Linked DNA regions of Homo sapiens: region 2 is linked to region 1. Evidence: read pairs that join two places in POLR2A ChIA-PET (ENCODE). Cell type or tissue: OCI-LY7. All regions are shown on one strand. Links, peaks and the distances in the headings refer to the core of each region. The heading gives the core; the rest is flanking DNA.

Region 1 (8,371 bases), core at 2,087-7,086:
AAAAATGAAGAAAACTACAGGTGATTTTTTCTTATGTTAAACTGAGAGCCAGACTTATTTGCCTTTGGATGCTTTTACCTGACCTTCCTCATTTATAGAATAAAAACCAAGCTTCTGATCCTGCCACACATCTGCCCACTGTCTTGTCCCCGAGAGCCTCACCTGCTTCACTCTTAGGACACCCAGTCCTTGGTTTAACAGTGATACACTGACATTGTTGAGTCATGACTTTTCTCATGCTACTCCATTCCCCTCGAGCTCCCTCAGGCTCCTTTTCACCAGGTGAGAAATCCCCCCTCATTTTCCCAGGCTCAGTGCAGGGACTGTATTCACAGTCCACTCCAATACCAGTAGCACATCCTTCCCCTGTGCTCCCACAACACCTTGCATAGAATTAAGCCAGAACACTTGAATTTGTTGATATTTATTTACATGCTTATCTCTCCAACTAGATTACAAGATCTTCCGGAGCAGTGTCCGGGGCTCATTCATTCTCACATCTCTGGAGTCAAGCACAGCCTTGGCCCCTAGCTGGTGCCCAAAGGCACTTTTGTCTTGAAGGCTGGCTGAAATTTACTCATGGCAAGTCTGTCTGTATGCTGATTTCAGTTCACCCTCAGGTTTTGGCCGGACTTTAGTGATAGATACAGCTAGCGGTTCACTTTCAGGAGCAGACATTGAATTCCCTTAGCTCCACAAAACAGTGATCAACCTCTGGGTATTTAACCACACTCCAGCAAAGGAGAAGGAAACCAACATGTTAAAGTATTCATTTGTTTGGAGAAAGCTTGTGGTCAATATTTTCAGCAGCCAGACTGGAGGGCTTCCTTTGATAGACTGAACTGAGAAAGGTGGCAGCTTGCTTGGAAGACAGCAAAGGAAACTGTCATTAATTAATGACATCCTCTTTTCACCAGTGAAAGTACGGCATTTGGAGTCAGACAGATGGAAATTTAATTTTTATCCCAATCTCCACCTGTGTAACATTGGGAAAGTTAATTAACTTTTCTAAGCCTCCATATTATCTTTACTTATAAAATAGAGATGGTTATCTCTTACTAAGAGGGCCATTGTGAAAAATAGGAAATAGAATGAAGTATACCTTATGTATTATCTGTAGCATGTAGTAGTTAGAATATAGTACCTGAAGGAGCCTAGATACAAGACTCTTTATCAGAACAACAGCAGTGGCTATTAGAGAGCTAGACTTTCTCCTAACACTGAATGACCCGAGTCAGCCCATCAGAACATTCTCAATGCTAGAATCACAGATTCTAGGCAACCCAACTCCCTTCTTTTCCGTACTTCACCACTTTCCTTAACAAAACCATATTACCACGTTAATACTTCTCTGTTAGTCAGTTCTCGCGCTGCTAATAAAGACATACCCAAGAGTGAGTCATTTATAAAGAAAAGAGGTTTAGTTGACTCACAGTTCTTCATGACTGAAGAGGCCTCAGGAAACTTGCATTCATTGTGGAAGGGGAAGCAAACATGTCCTTCTTCACATGGCAGCAGCAATGAGAGGTGCTGAGCAAAAGTGGGGAAAGCCCCTTATAAAACCATCTGGTCTCATGAGAATTCACTCACCATCACGAGAACAGCGTGAGGATAACCACCCCAGTGACTCAACCACCCCCAATCGGGTCCCTCCCACGACACCTGGGGAAAATGGGAAATACGGTTCAAGATGAGATCTGGGTGAGGACGCAACCAGACCAAGTCAAGTTCTTAGGGTAACGGTGTAACTTAAGCATGGGGACTTCATTTTCTTTTTTTTTTTTTCGAAATGGAGTCTCACTCTGTAGCCGAGGCTGGAGTACAATAGTGTGATCTCAGCTCACTGCAACCTCCACCTCCCGAGTTCAAGCAATTCTCCTGCCTCAGCCTCCCAAGTAGCTGGGATTACAGGCACATGCCAGCATGGGGGACTCCTTTTGTTTGACAAGACCCAAGCACAGTCTGAGCCCTACCATCCACAAGACTATTTCTAAAGAGACCTCAGCAAATGGCTAACCCCATGTAGCAGCTTTAGAATTTTCCACCTGATAATGACCCTTCTTGACTTTTCATCCTTGACCTTTTTGACTGTTGCTATGATCTGTCAGACTCCTTAGCATAGTTTATAGAGTCCTCCACACCCCCACCTCCAGGACTTTGTATACCTGTCCCATCTGCCTGGAGCCCTGATTTCTGCCCAGCTTAGCTCCCATCCCTCAGGCCACAGGTTAACTGCCATGCTTACCACCCTACCAAGCCTTCACCAACCAACCCTGCACCAGATCGTGGGCCCTGTTGGTGTTTCCATTGCACTGTGTGCTTGTTCTGTCCATCACTCACCACACTGTAAGGTGCTTCTGGGCTATAAGTCTCAAAATGTAGTGTTTTGTAACTTCTGTATTTAAGAAGGACAATCTACATTTGAGCAAAGAAGGCCTGGTCCTGTTACCCAATTTCTGGCAGGCACAAACTGAATATTCCATAAACAAGGAGCACATGAATGGGTGTGGCTAGTACTAGCGCTGTGGGCTGTGGGCATATCTGCTGGAGGGTGTGGGGTGGGATGGAGAAAACCCTGTCTGGGAACCAGGCAGACCTGGTTGGAAATATCAGCTCTGCTGCTTCTCAGCTAGGTAACGGCAGACAAGTTAATTCTCAAAAACTTAGTCTCCTCATCTATAAGATGGGAACAAAAATTTCTCCCTCACAGTGTTGCTGTGAGAATAAATGAAATAAAAACATATGAAAAAGCAAACCCAATCACCCTACACAGAGCAAGTGTCTTATCTATGATAGTGGGTCATTTTAAGAATTTAATTCAATTGAAAGTTCTAAAGGCTGGGCTGCATGGAGTCAACACTGTTAGAACTGTGTGTGCATCCAATGTGTGTGTGTGTGTGTGAGAGAGAGAGAGAACACCTGCCTTTGTGAAAGCAGAGGGCAGAATGAATAGGAATGCAAGGCAACCAACATGGTGCTGTCTCCTCAAGCAGCCATGGGTGTTTAGAGGCTTTGGTGGATTATTGAACTGTCTCTCACCTACTCCCTCTTGCTGCTAACGTGTCATTCATGGTCAGGACTTCCTCTCCCCTGGTTTGATCTGAGCCACTCCCGTTGTGCCCTGGGCACTATCACCAATAAGAAAAAAAATCATTTTTGATATCAGGAGCTAAATAATCTGTATACATAGATATAGATAGTGGAATAATAGACACTGGAGACTCAAAAAAGTGAGAAAGTGAGAAGGTAGGTGGAGGGGTGAAGGATGAGAAATGACCTAATGGGAACAAGGTACACTATTTGAGTGATGGCTGCACGAAAATCCCAGAATTCACCACCATGCAATCAATCCAGGTAAAAAACAAACCAACAGGCTGGGTGTGATGGCTCATGCCTGTAATCCCAGCACTTTGGGAGGCCGAGGCAGGCGGATCACAAGGTCAGGAGATCGAGACCATCCTGGCTAACACGGTAAAACCCCGTCTCTACTAAAAATACAAAAAATTAGCCGGGCAGGGTGGCAGGTGCCTGTAGTCCCAGCTACTCAGGAGGCTGAGGCAGGAGGATGGCGTGAACCCGGGAGGCTGAGCTTTCAGTGAGCCGAGATGGAGGCACTGCACTCCAGCCTGGGCGACAGAGCAAGACTCCGTCTCAAAACAAACAAACAAACAAACAAACCCTGCACTTGTACTTCCTAAATCTATAAAAAAATCAAAATAAAAAATAAGTCAAATCCATACCTGTACAAAGCAAGTTTTCTTCCTGTTCCCTTAATTTCTTTGGACCTTAGTTACCTCCCGTAAAGAAAATAGGAATGGTAACACCTGACTAAGGTAATTTATTTGATTCTTTCTGAGAACAAAAGAAGATAACCTAAAAGAAAGAAATAACTGTGTTCCGTTACGCTTCTGTTAGGTTTACCTAGCTGGGTTGTCTAACCTCTTAATTCATCTGCAAAACACAGAGGGGCTTTCTTCATGGGGTTGTTACATTGATCAAATGAGAAAAAAATGATCTTAAAATATGACATACACAGTGTTAACCTAAAATATGAATGGTGCTATCATTGCCACCCTGTCTCAGAGAACGGAGATCCCTAAATCTAGTCCTAAATAGAATATTCTCAAAATAAAGTTAAGATCTGGAGAAATTGAGTGTGGTCTCAAGCCTCAGGTCTGAAAGTGCTCTGATGTGCACAGAAGAAAGAGGCATATCCCGTGTTCTCTCCAAAATGCTTTTTGCCTCATTTTTTGCAGGTCTTTTGTTAGAGCTTAAACCTTCAAACTTTGGGTAAATGGTAAGCACTTTTTTTTTGTTCTTTTCTTAAAGTCATGAATGCTCTTCAAGCAAAAATTATTAGTTTAACACCATTTTCTTGGCACCAAATTGCAGTTTAATGACAGATCTAGGGTAGGGCTCTGCTAGTTTCATGGCAAAGAGATCTGGACTGCATTTCTAACAGAATATAATAAAAATGGCAAGTGCCATCCCTCAGGTTGCAAAATAGACTGTTAGGTGTCAGCTCACCTGCTCATTTTCAATTGAGGGAGACACCAGATATTAATTTCAATCTATTAAGTGCCTGTGACTATTGGGTCCTTGTCATGTTGACATTGTCTATCCCTCTATGCCTTGGATTAGAGGAAGTGAAACTGACTTGCAGTGAACTATATCTAAGTCCCCCCACATTCTGGCTGTGGGCCCTTTAGGCACCAGCCCTGTAGCCCTCTTTCCTGATCTGCATAAATGTGCATAAAATTATTAACCTGGCCACTGTAAAAATCCCGCCCCAAGATAAATACACCATTAATATTCATTACTTTTCTACTTGCTTCTGGGTACCTGGCGTTTCTTCCTGAAGCATTCCCAGCTGCCTGTTCTCTCCTGAGGACCCTCCGAGGAGTATGCAATGCATCCATCCTCCAGGAGCTGAGGCATTTAGTTCCTAATTTCCACTCCTCAATCCTCATTGGATGGGAGTGTCCTTGGGAGTGTTAGAGCCCCCTTAGGGTGCTCTGAAGGTGGATTGAACAAGCACCCGCCCTGGGAAAAGCCGATAGGCAGACACTGCAGAGATGCTGAAGTGTGAGGAAGGGTGCTGTTAGCCATCAAGAAGAGAAGACAGCACTGGGCAGCGGATGTAGGGCAGGATATCCATAGCCTCTGTCTGTTGCATTGTACACCTAGAATTAAAGTTGTTAGGCTGTGCTGTACATCTAGAGTTAGAGTTGGGAGGCTGCACTGTCCACCTAGAGTTAGAGTTGAGAGGCTGTGTTGTATACCTAGAGTTGGGAGTTGCATTGTACACCTAGAGTTAGAATTGGGAGGTTGCATAGTAACCTAGAGTTGGGGGTTGTGTTGTGCGCCTGCAGTTAGAGTTGGGAAGTTTTGTTGTACACCTAGAGTTAGAGTAAGGAGGTTGCATTGTATACCTAGAGTTAGAGTTGGGAAGTTGCATCATATACCTAGACTTAGAATTGGACGGAATCAGGTGTTAGCAGAAGCAACAAATACAGAACAGAGAGTACTGGGCATAATCCTGAGAGGCAATAAGGGAGCAGACAAAGGGAAATATGAGTTAGACTGAGTGGTCTAGGTGGAGAAGCATAGATGGATCTATAAATGTCCCTGCTGAGATTGTTCAAACCCCCTTGGACCCAGACACATGCTCCATCTGCAGTGTCTATGAGGCAAATTACAACTCTTCTCTATGGTTTCTGCAAGACTCAGTCTTCTCCTCCAACTTAGATTCATCCTTAAATTATCCAACCCTTTATTCCCTAAGCTGGCTTGAGTGACTCTGTCCCTTACCACCAAGAGAGCCCAACCAAAACATTCCTTAAGCCCACAATCCAACCTCATCTAAACCAGAGCTCTAGGGTCTGTCATAGATGTTGGTCAGTGTTCTGTCTGTCTGGCAACATGGTAAGGACGTTAAAAAATGTAGGCCCAGGAATAAGACTACTTGAGCTTAACTCTCAGCTCCTCCACTTATTTGCTGTGCTACCATGGCAAATTACTTAATATCTCCATGCCTTAGTTTTTCTTATCTCTTAAATGAGATAACAATAACACCTACCTTATTATATTGTCCTAAAAATGTAATACGTTAATACAAGATGTGTTGGGAACACTAACTGGCTCAGAGTAAGTGCTTAGTAAGCATTAGCTGGTTTTGTCATTTGACTTGATTGCAACTTTGACCCTCCTCTTGCTGCTCACATCTTCAGAGATAGGCGCAATGGGTTCAGTGCAGCAAAGTGGTAAAGTGTGACCAAATGTCATTGAGCATGCACCCAGAAGGGAGGCCTGCTGAGTGCACAGCAGTGAGCAAAGCCCCCTAACAGTGGGTCCTGGCCTGCGTGAATGACCAGCGCCAATCCCTGCCGCATACTCCAAGTCAAGCACAGCTTGATATTGTTCCAAGCCCTTACTACAAAAAAAGATTGAGATTGCTACTCTAACTTTTATTAATATCTCAATAGATAGGAGGGGAAATTGAAGATTAGGTGAGTTGATCTGGAAAACTAATGTTGTCCCATGATTTAATGTTTCAAGTATAATCCAGAGAACAAACTAAGCAGTAAGAGCCCCACCTTGACAGAGGTTTCCTAACAGGGACTCTTGTTTTGTTCGGACTCTCAGAATTTCTTAGCGCATAAACTAGGGCCAGCCATACAAAGACATAATCGTTCTCTGCTTTGAGACATTGTACTTATCCCAAGCTGGGAGTTTAGCTAGGTCTCTGAACTTGAGCATGTTAGAGATGGCTCTAAGAGTTTTCTAGTAAGAACCCCTAGTAGTCACTGTATGAAGCAGAGGTACTGTTGGGGCTGACACCTCTAGTAAGTGGGAACTGGCTGGTGTTGCACCACCATGCCCAGGGTCAGTGTCATATGAAGCCATTACAAATTTCTAGTCTCTGCATATAGCCTGCACTGCACCCTAAGTTCAGTGACATTCCCAAGACTCAACTCCTGCTGCTTCTCAGGGCTGATGCTGGCTCCGTCTCCTCTGTTTGGCCCACCAGTCTATGACCCCTGAAGGCTGGAAAAGATCTAAGTTGGAGAAGTATTTGGTGCTCAAAAAATTAACAAATATGATCGAACTCCTTCTTACTTGGGGGCACTCACATATGCTGCGATTCCATGCCTCATCTGAAACACTCTTTCAATACAGTGTGGCCTATTAAAGTTATTTCTTCTTTAGCTCCCAGCAAATATGTCATCTCAGAAGTGTAGTCCCAGGCTGAACAATTCACCAAGCCTCCTTGTTGTACTACGATGTTAACCTCTGTAGCAAATCATGATGGTGATTCATTAAGTTAATTGAGTGATTATAATTTTAATATATATCCTCTCACCATTTCTCCCCTCCCAACTATAATCTTTATTATGGCCAGAAACATATCATTTTTGTGCATCATAGCATCTTAAGCGTCCAAAAGAGTGGCTGAAACATAGAAGAGCTCAAAAATATTTGCTGAAAGAATGAACAAATAAAAAGACTGTATACAATAAATATGTTTACTGCAGCAGCACCATAAAAGGTTGAAAAGCCAATAAAAAGACTGAAAAACCAATAGTTGGTTTTTATGGATTTCCAAGGTTGGTCAAAAAACCCCTGAAGGAGAAATGGTTTAGGAAATACACAAGAGCTCTCCAATCATCTTTGTTAAATGGCATCCATTTAGACAGACAATTATCTTCCCTTGTTCTTTTTTCCCTAAACAGGTTTCTAAAAGGAGTTCCATTTCCAAAGATATTTGCCAATTTTATAGTCGGATTTTTTTTTTTCTAGAGCTGATTAGTGAATGCTTACTTTAAAAATAAGTGATTCAAATGGAGGTAGTTTTATCCCACTAAAGTACTTGTTTACTGTGGTATTTTGCTTAATTGCATTGAGAAAAATAGAGTCCTTTATCATTAAATAAATTGAAATGATGAACCCATCAGTGTCCTATGGATACTGATTACAGTAAATGCACCAGCAAGCTTTCTGAGATATGACTCAAGCTCATCATTGTTTTCTTTATTATTTTGTTTTAGTGTAACTGGAACTAAGCTGTCCACTCCCCCACATACATGTGATGTTTTGAATCACTGTCCATGTTAGTTCCAGATATTAACTGCAGTGCTCATGCGACATGTGAATGGGGTGGGGGCTGAGGGTTTGTCTGTAAAAAGAGGTTCACAATCCAAAATGATCTTCTTTAGGGAATACAAAGTATATTTTCGTGCACATGTTTGGCATTACATAGAAACTGTTACAGGCAAGCGGTCCCGATTCAGACCCCAAGGGAGGGTTCTTGGTTCTCAAGCAAGAAAGAATTCAAGGCAAGTCTGCAGTGCACAGCAAAAGCAAGTTTATT
Region 2 (8,371 bases), core at 1,152-6,151, 92 kb after region 1:
ATTCTTTTTTCTCTAAACTTCGCTTCTCACTTCATTTCATTCATTTCATCTTCCATCGCTGATACCCTTTCTTCCAGTTGATCGCATCGGCTCCTGAGGCTTCTGCATTCTTCACATAGTTCTCGAGCCTTGGTTTTCAGCTCCATCAGCTCCTTTAAGCACTTCTCTGTATTGGTTATTCTAGTTATACATTCTTCTAAATTTTTTTCAAAGTTTTCAACTTCTTTGCCTTTGGTTCGAATGTCCTCCCGTAGCTCAGAGTAATTTGATCGTCTGAAGCCTTCTTCTCTCAGCTCGTCAAAGTCATTCTCCATCCAGCTTTGTTCCGTTGCTGGTGAGGAACTGCGTTCCTTTGGAGGAAGAGAGGCGCTCTGCTTTTTAGAGTTTCCAGTTTTTCTGTTCTGTTTTTTCCCCATCTTTGTGGTTTTATCTACTTTTGGTCTTTGATGATGGTGATGTCCAGATGGGTTTTTGGTGTGGATGTCCTTTCTGTTTGTTAGTTTTCCTTCTAACAGAGAGGACCCTCAGCTGCAGGTCTGTTGGAATACCCTGCCGTGTGAGGTGTCAGTGTGCCCCTGCTGGGGGGTGCCTCCCAGTTAGGCTGCCCGGGGGTCAGGGGTCAGGGATCAGGGACCCACTTGAGGAGGCAGTCTGCCCATTCTCCGATCTCCAGCTGCGTGCTGGGAGAACCACTGCTCTCTTCAAAGCTGTCAGACAGGGACATTTAAGTCTGCAGAGGTTACTGCTGTCTTTTTGTTAGTCTGTGCCCTGCCCCCAGAGGTGGAGCCTACAGAGGCAGGCAGGCCTCCTTGAGCTGTGGTGGGCTCCACCCAGTTGGAGCTTCCTGGCTGCTTTGTTTACCTAATCAAGCCTGGGCAATGGCAGGCGCCCCTCCCCCAGCCTTGCTGCCGCCTTGCAGTTTGATCTCAGACTGCTGTGCTAGCAATCAGCGAGACTCCGTGGGTGTAGGACCCTCCGAGCCAGGTGCGGGATATAATCTTGTGGTGCTCCGTTTTTTAAGCCCGTTGGAAAAGCGCAGTATTCGGGGGGAGTGACCCGATTTTCCAGGTGCCGTCTGTCACCCCTTTCTTTGACTCAGAAAGGGAACTCACTGACCCCTTGCACTTCCCAAGTGAGGCAATGCCTCGCCCTGCTTCGGCTCGCGCACAGTGCGCGCACCCACTGACCTGTGCCTGCTGTCTGGCACTTCCTAGTGAGATGAACCCGGTACCTACGATGGAAGTGCAGAAGTCACCCGTCTTCTGCGTCGCTCACGCTGGGAGCTGTAGACCAGAGCTGTTCCTATTCGGCCATCTTCAAAAGTAAGTTTTTAAAAAACCTGCATGCGATACAATAAGATTTCTATAAATAAGGATATTGGAATAAAGGTAAAATACAGCTGGAATGCTAGGGTTTAGGTAGAGACATTTAGGTAGTAGAATGCACCCCCTAAAGCCCTATAATTTTTACCTTGTTCTGAGCTTCCTGAGAACTAAAGAAAAGTAAGACAGGGTTGGTTATATGATTCATGTCATCTATAAGCTAAAAATAAATCAGTTGATCTCCACAGTGGAGATCAAGATTGCATTAGATTAGGTCTGCCATGACAAAGTACCACAAACTGGGTGGCTCCAAACAGTAGAAGTGTATTTTATCACAATTCTGGAGGCTAAAGCTCTGAAAGCAAGATGTTGGGAAAACCAAGCTCTCTCTGAAATTTGCAGTGGAGAATCCTTCCTTGTCTCTTTTTAGCTGCTGGTGGTTCTTGGCATCCCTTGGCTTGTAGAAGCATCATCCCACTCCCTCCTTCATCTTCACATGATGTTCTCATTGCAGGTGTCCACATTTTCTCTTTTTACAATAACACTGGTTATTTTGGACTAGAGGCCCACCCTACTTCAGCATGTCTCCCTCTTAATTAATTACATCTGCAATGACCCTGTTTCCAAATAAAATCACATTCTGAGGTATTGGAGGTTAGAACTTCAAAGTGTGGGAACAATTTTTAACCCATGACAAGGATTAAGAAGGTTATGAGTGTAGGCTATGAGGCCAGACTGTCTTGCTGAAATCCAGACTCTAATACTTCTTAGCTGTGTGACCTCAGACAGTTTACTTCACCTCTCTGTGTCTTCATCTCCTAATTTGTAAAATGACATTCTTAAGGACATTTAACTCATGGATTTTTGTGAGAACTAACTGAAATAATATATGTAAAGTGATTGAAAAGTTGCTTAACACATAGAATGCACTCTATTCGCATCACACAGGTTGATAAAGACCAGGGGTCATTTCCAAGTTCATACTGCTACTGTGTGGTAAAAATGCATTTTGGGCCTTGGGCTTTCTCAGTGTAAACAAATGTATTTTCCTTTATATTCCAGCTTAGTTGATTGCTTTTGATATATTAGAATACATATGTATTCTAATTATATCTATATTATAAATATAGATATTTTAAAGACTGATGAAAGAAGAGAAGGAAAGAAAAAGGAAGGGAAAGAAGGAAGGAAGGAAGGAAGGAAAGAAAGAAAGAAAGAAAGAAAGAAAGAAAGAAAGAAAGAAAGAAAGAAAAAATGAAAGAAAGAAAGGAAGGAAGGAAAAGAAAGAAAGACAGAAGAAAGAAAGAAAAAGAAAGAAGAAAGAAAGAAAGAAAACTAGTTCCTTAAGAAAGTAGTGAATTGAATAAAGGCAGTTGTAAAATTAGCGCCAAAAGTAGTTGAACTATTGGTAAAAGACAATTAACCACCAACACACTACATAATCTGAAACTCTTGAGAATGGCTATTTTTTTTTCTGCTTTGTTCACTAATAAATTCTTGCTACTCAGAACAATGCCTGGCACAAAATAGATACCTAAGAAATATGTACTGAGCCCTGAATGTAAATGTGGAACTACTTTACAAATGGGCATATGCTTTAATCAAGAAATCTTGCTCTTAGTGATTTTCTTTAAGGAAACAATGAAAGCTAAGGAAAGGTTTAGTTATATTAATTTTTACTGAAGGATTGTATATAAAGCAAAAATGTTGGCAGCACCCTAAATGTACGTTAACAGGAAACAAGTTAAATAGATGACAGACCTGGAGTGATAAGATGGTATACCATCTCCAGCAGGGAAAATAATGGCTCCAAAGATGCCCCTGTCCTAATCTCCAGAACCCGTGACTTTGAAGATTTGATTAAGGTTAAAAAGCTTGAAACAGAGAAATTATCTTGGATTATGCAGGAGGGCCCAATCTAATTGCATATATCTCTAAAAGTGAAGAACGTTCCTGGGTGTGATCAGAGTAAGAGGTGATGGCGGAGGAAAGTCAGATAAATGCTACTTTGCTGGCCTTGAGGAAGGGGAAGGGGCATTAAGTCCGTTAATACAGATGGCCTCTAGAAACTAGAGAAGGCAAGGAGACAGATTCTTCCCTAGAGCTTCTGAAAGGAATGCAGCCCTGCTGACACGTTGATTTTAGCCCTGTGAGAACGATGTCAGATTCCTCACCCATAGGACTGTAAGAGAATAAATATATTTTTATTTAAGCCACGAAGTGTGTGGTCATTTGGTACAGCAGCAACAGGAAACTCATGCAGCATTCAAAGCTTTCTCATAACTAAGTAGGGCAGGAGCCTCACATAGATGCCTACAGCAGCCAAGCAGTTACATGCAATTGTGAGTCTGGACTATGATAAAACAGTAAATGATAAGCTTTTAAAATTGATACCAAGTCTGCCACATGCTGTCCAGTTACTTAGTCTGTCAAGATACTATGCAAAAAAACAGAAAAATAACTGTGAGCCATGCATCTCTAACCTCTACTGTAGTGGAAAATTTATGAGCATGAGCGAATGCTCACAATATATTTTTAAAGAAAAGTAGCTGCTTTTAAAATAGCAGATGCAGTAGAATTTTTTTTTAATCTTGTAATTGTATTTACATAGAAAAAGATTTGGAAGGATATGATCTCACACAGTAATCGTCTGGGAGGATAAGACAAGTTTTAATTTTTTTTGCTTCTCTGTATATTTTAATTTCTTTATAATGGGTGTATATCATTTTAAATATAAACTACAAGTTAAATAGAGAAAGGGGAGGTGAATCACCCCAACCTGGCAGAGTAGGCAGTGGACCAGCTTGCCTGACCTGACAATCTCAGTGTGAGCTGCATTCCAGGCTGTCACCAATTATTCCCTTCTCTCCTGGGTGCTGGTGACAATTGCTTTTGGTGCCATTTCAGCCATGCCTTATTCATTCTTCTTTGGGGCCAATTCACTTAAAAGTGTGCTGACCCCACAGAAAAGCTAGTGCTCTCAAACTACCTCCCTGGAGAAGCTCCACATTGCAGCTATGAAACAGGACTGTGCAAAACTCATAAATCTCCCACCTTTTTGAATTAACAATTCTGCAGGGTAGCAAATACAATACATATTAACTGGGTCACGTCATCTATCTCAAAGGGCTGAAAACAACAGAATTGAAACCAGAGACCTGAATGAAATCTTTCCTGTGACCATTCACTGTCTGCTTCACTATCCCTCCTCCCCACCTCACTCTACTGCTCAGCTTCTTTCAAGACCTAGTGGAGGAAAAGGTGAGGTCAGGAGGCAGAGAGACCTGGGATGGGACCCTAGCTTCACCCCTTGCCAGGCGGTGGCCTTGGACAAGCTCTGATCTTGCTAACATTCAACTTCTTCATCTGTCAAAAGGGTTGGTTATATTTACTTCTAAGTTTATTATGGAGATTAAATACATGGGAAGAATTTAGCACAATGAGCACATTGTAAACACACGACATGTGATCACTTATTAATTATTCATTATTTTTATTGTTATCATCATTGTTGTACAGTTTATCTCTCTGGATGACTTCCTAGAAAATATCACCCCCAAATGTAGATTGGCTTCTGAAGATGGCTTGTTTCATGGTCTGTGGAAATATTAAACACAAATATAATGTGCTTTTTTTCTCACCCAACAACAATCAGCAATAGACTTCTGTGACCCCCAAATGTGTGGGGATTTCTCTCTCCCAAAAAGCAAACAATTAATTCCGCAGCAGATACCAGCTGGTTGTCCTCCAATTAAACTTCAACGCTATCTACCTGGAGATACTAGCTGGGTGTCCTCCAATTCAACTCCCAACACTATCTACTGATTGACTTTAAGTTTGGTTCCCCACAACTCCCTCTTTGCATTCAGTTAGTTTTCTGGGGTGGTTCACAGAACTCAGGGAAACACATCTGCCAGATTATTATAAAGGATATTGCAAAGGATACAGATGAACAGATGCACAGGACGAGGCATGGGGGAAGAAATGTGGAGCTTCCATGCCCTCCCTGGGAGCACCACCCTCCAGGAACCTCCACCCATATGTGTTCAGCTATCCAGAAGCTCTTCATACACTGCCCCCATGGGCCTTTTATGGAAACGTCACTGGATAGGCACAATTGATAACTGTGTAGAAAGGTGATTAGAATAAAAGGGAATGAAGTAATAATACTAGATTGGGTGGGGAAACGCTGCATGACATATCTGTTCAGATTTATCTTGGCCTGTCTGTGCAGTTATCCTTTCTCTAGGACACGGGACAGGGCTGCTTCTGAAATGAGGGTCATATGATTCATAGTCAGAATGGTGGGAAAAGATTAGAGTCTTTCCTTGGACTGGTGAAAGGAGGGCAGGGGAAAGTCAGATATTCTTGTGTTTTCTGAGTCCTGCTTCTGAAGCCTAAAGCACACCAACATTTTAACAAAAGACTGTAATAAGGGCTAGGGCTGTGGGAGGTGTGAGCCAGGAACCATGGATAGAAAACAATATATGTATTGCAACATTATACATGGGAAATGTTAGTTATTGTTTACATATTTAGTTACATATTTAATACATAATAATATTGCCTATAATACATAATCATATAATACATAACAATATTTTAACATATTAATACATAATAATGAACACCAATGTTTATGTATTTAACTCAACAAAATGCCAAGATGATATTAATATAGCATATGGTATATAAGAACATTGTTATTGAGAAAATTGAGACAAAGGAAAAAAAAATAGGATAGGAAAATAGCCTAAGCTATTGGTCCCTGCCCAAAATGGCTCATTCCCAAAAGGGGACTGAATGGTTGCTAGTCTTGTAATTCTGTATACTTGCTAAAGATACGCTGCAAATTCTTTTCTAAATTTATCAGTGGCCAAAGAAGAGAAAGACATTAAGTTAGAAGAATCCCAGAGATCATCTCATATAAACCAATGAATGAGCTGATTAGAAGAGTCATGGATTTCTCTTTTGTGGTAGTGAAGCTTAAAAAAAATTCTCTCATAATAATAATAAAATAAAATAAAAAATTCTCTCATGTGCTGTAAGGACAGGGATCCTGATTAAATGAACAATATTTTCCACCAGCTCAACAATAAATAAAACGTGTCACTTTTTGAACGAAAGAATATATGGACAAATGCAATTCTTTAAGGGGCGTGATCATGCTGTCCTGGAATGCATTTCTCAATGAACTGACTTGGTCCAGCAGCACAATTTAGAATATCACAAGAAATGACTGGGTTCTCCACCCACGGGGTACATTATCTCGAATCTAAAAGAGAATGGTGCTCAGCATTTAACAAAAAGTTCAAGTCACATCTCAGTCACTCAATGGTCTTGTGCCTTGAAGTCGCTGAACATTTTTGAGCTTCTGTTTCCTGACCTTCAAACTGGAGAAACAAATAGTATAAGGTTATGTCCTTTCTGAGAGTAGTGTGAGAAATAAATCCAATTTTAAAAATAAAGTACAGAATATGTAGTAGTTGTTCAATAAATAATAGATCTATCTTTCTTCTACAATTTCCTAACCCTTCAGTCATTAAAAAAAAAAAAGTCACTGCAGATGAGCATGAAACTTATTTCACAGACTTTTAGGAAATACCAAATGAGACCAAGAAGGTGAAAATATTTCTGACCAAGGAAACATTGAAACCAACCATCCTGCGGCTTCATTCTCACAACCGAGGCCCTTACAGTCACTTACATAAAGCCATCTGTGTCTCCGTTTCCTCATTTGCATAGCAGAGATAATTAGAATACCTACACCTTAGGCTTATTGCAAGAATGAATTGGATCACCACTCTTCAACATTTAGTTGCTGCTGGATATAAGAACGGCATTCTTGGGAAATCGCTCTTGAAATCTCAGGGAGTGAGAAATTAAATAGATTTCTGCTATAATGTGGCAGAATGGAGACCACATTACACCAGAAAATGATGCAGAATTGAAAATAATGGGATGTCAAAAATGCACATTGTCAGCAAATGCACAAATAAATTATTCAGTTTCAAGGCATCATATTATTCCAGAAATTGTAGTGATGTTTTGGTGATATTGCAGGTGATTTTGTTAATATGTTAGAGAGAAACCTTCATATTTTACAGCACATTATGTTGCAGTTTACAGAATGACTTCTTTATTTTGACTTGGAAAGCTAAGTAGGTCATTGAAATTTTGTAAGTGAGCGTGGAAACCGCATAAGCCCGTCGCAGTTACGTGATAAGACCCTGTGAACTGTGCCTGCCGCCAGCAACAGAGCTCTTCGCAGACTCAGCACTTTTTACCAGTGAAAACTGCTGAACTCACTCATTTTCATCTTCAACAAACATTTATTGAATACAGGTTATGTACCAGAGACTGTTGTTGTCGGATCTGGGGATGCAGACATTAATCAGGCTGCCCTCTGCCTTTGAGGATAGTAACTTCCAGTGTGGGAGGCCTCCATAGAGGATCATTTCAATCCACGGCCCATTCTATCACACTGACTCCCTGTTTCCACCTGGGGCTCAAGGCTAACTGGGTGACTACAGATGGCATATTCTATTTTGCTTTTATAATTATGTACCCACTAGACTATAAGCTCTACGAGAACAGGGATTTTGTCTGTATCCATCAGCATCCCACTTGGAGCTGACTCTCGAGATGTTAAATGAACTTATGTGCCAATCACAACATGCACTTTTCTTAACAATATTGCAAAGTTGGGTTCATTCTGAGTCATGGCGAGGATCCACGCCAAGGCCTACACAGGCGATAAGCGTTAGAGCAGGAATGCAAACCAGGTCTTCTGGGCTTCCAGAGTTGAAAGCCATTGCAAGCTGTTCTTGTTTTTAAGAGGAAAAGTTGCCAAGACTTCCAACAGGGACTTCAGACCCAGCACTGAACAAGGCATGTTTCCCCAGTGCCAACCCCTCCCTTCAGTGAATGACATCATCATGATCAAGTTGAGTAAATCAGGAAGTTGGGAATTAGCCTAAACCTCATTTCTCTCTCCTTACCCCAGTCAGCCACTAGATCCTGCTGATGCTGTGCCCGAATATCTCTTA

What was found. ChIA-PET counts read pairs that join two places held together with the same protein. Peaks named below come from ENCODE experiments on the same cell type or tissue, not always from the same donor. Only the 100,000 strongest peaks of a DNase experiment are listed, where the experiment ranks them.
Region 2: POLR2A ChIA-PET joins it to region 1 with 7 read pairs; 2 of 35 experiments call an interaction of 5 or more read pairs at or near these places.

Annotation. Positions count from the first base shown.
Region 1 is chr4:10,973,075-10,981,445 of GRCh38, forward strand. No RefSeq gene overlaps it. Among named protein-coding and RNA genes, the nearest start is that of LINC02498, 240 kb to the left of the region's middle. In OCI-LY7, for the core only: no CTCF peak of the experiment used is centred there; a DNase peak (open chromatin) is centred at 4,667.
Region 2 is chr4:11,065,622-11,073,992 of GRCh38, forward strand. No RefSeq gene overlaps it. Among named protein-coding and RNA genes, the nearest start is that of MIR572, 300 kb to the right of the region's middle. RefSeq lists an enhancer at 355-1,001. In OCI-LY7, for the core only: no CTCF peak of the experiment used is centred there; no DNase peak of the experiment used is centred there.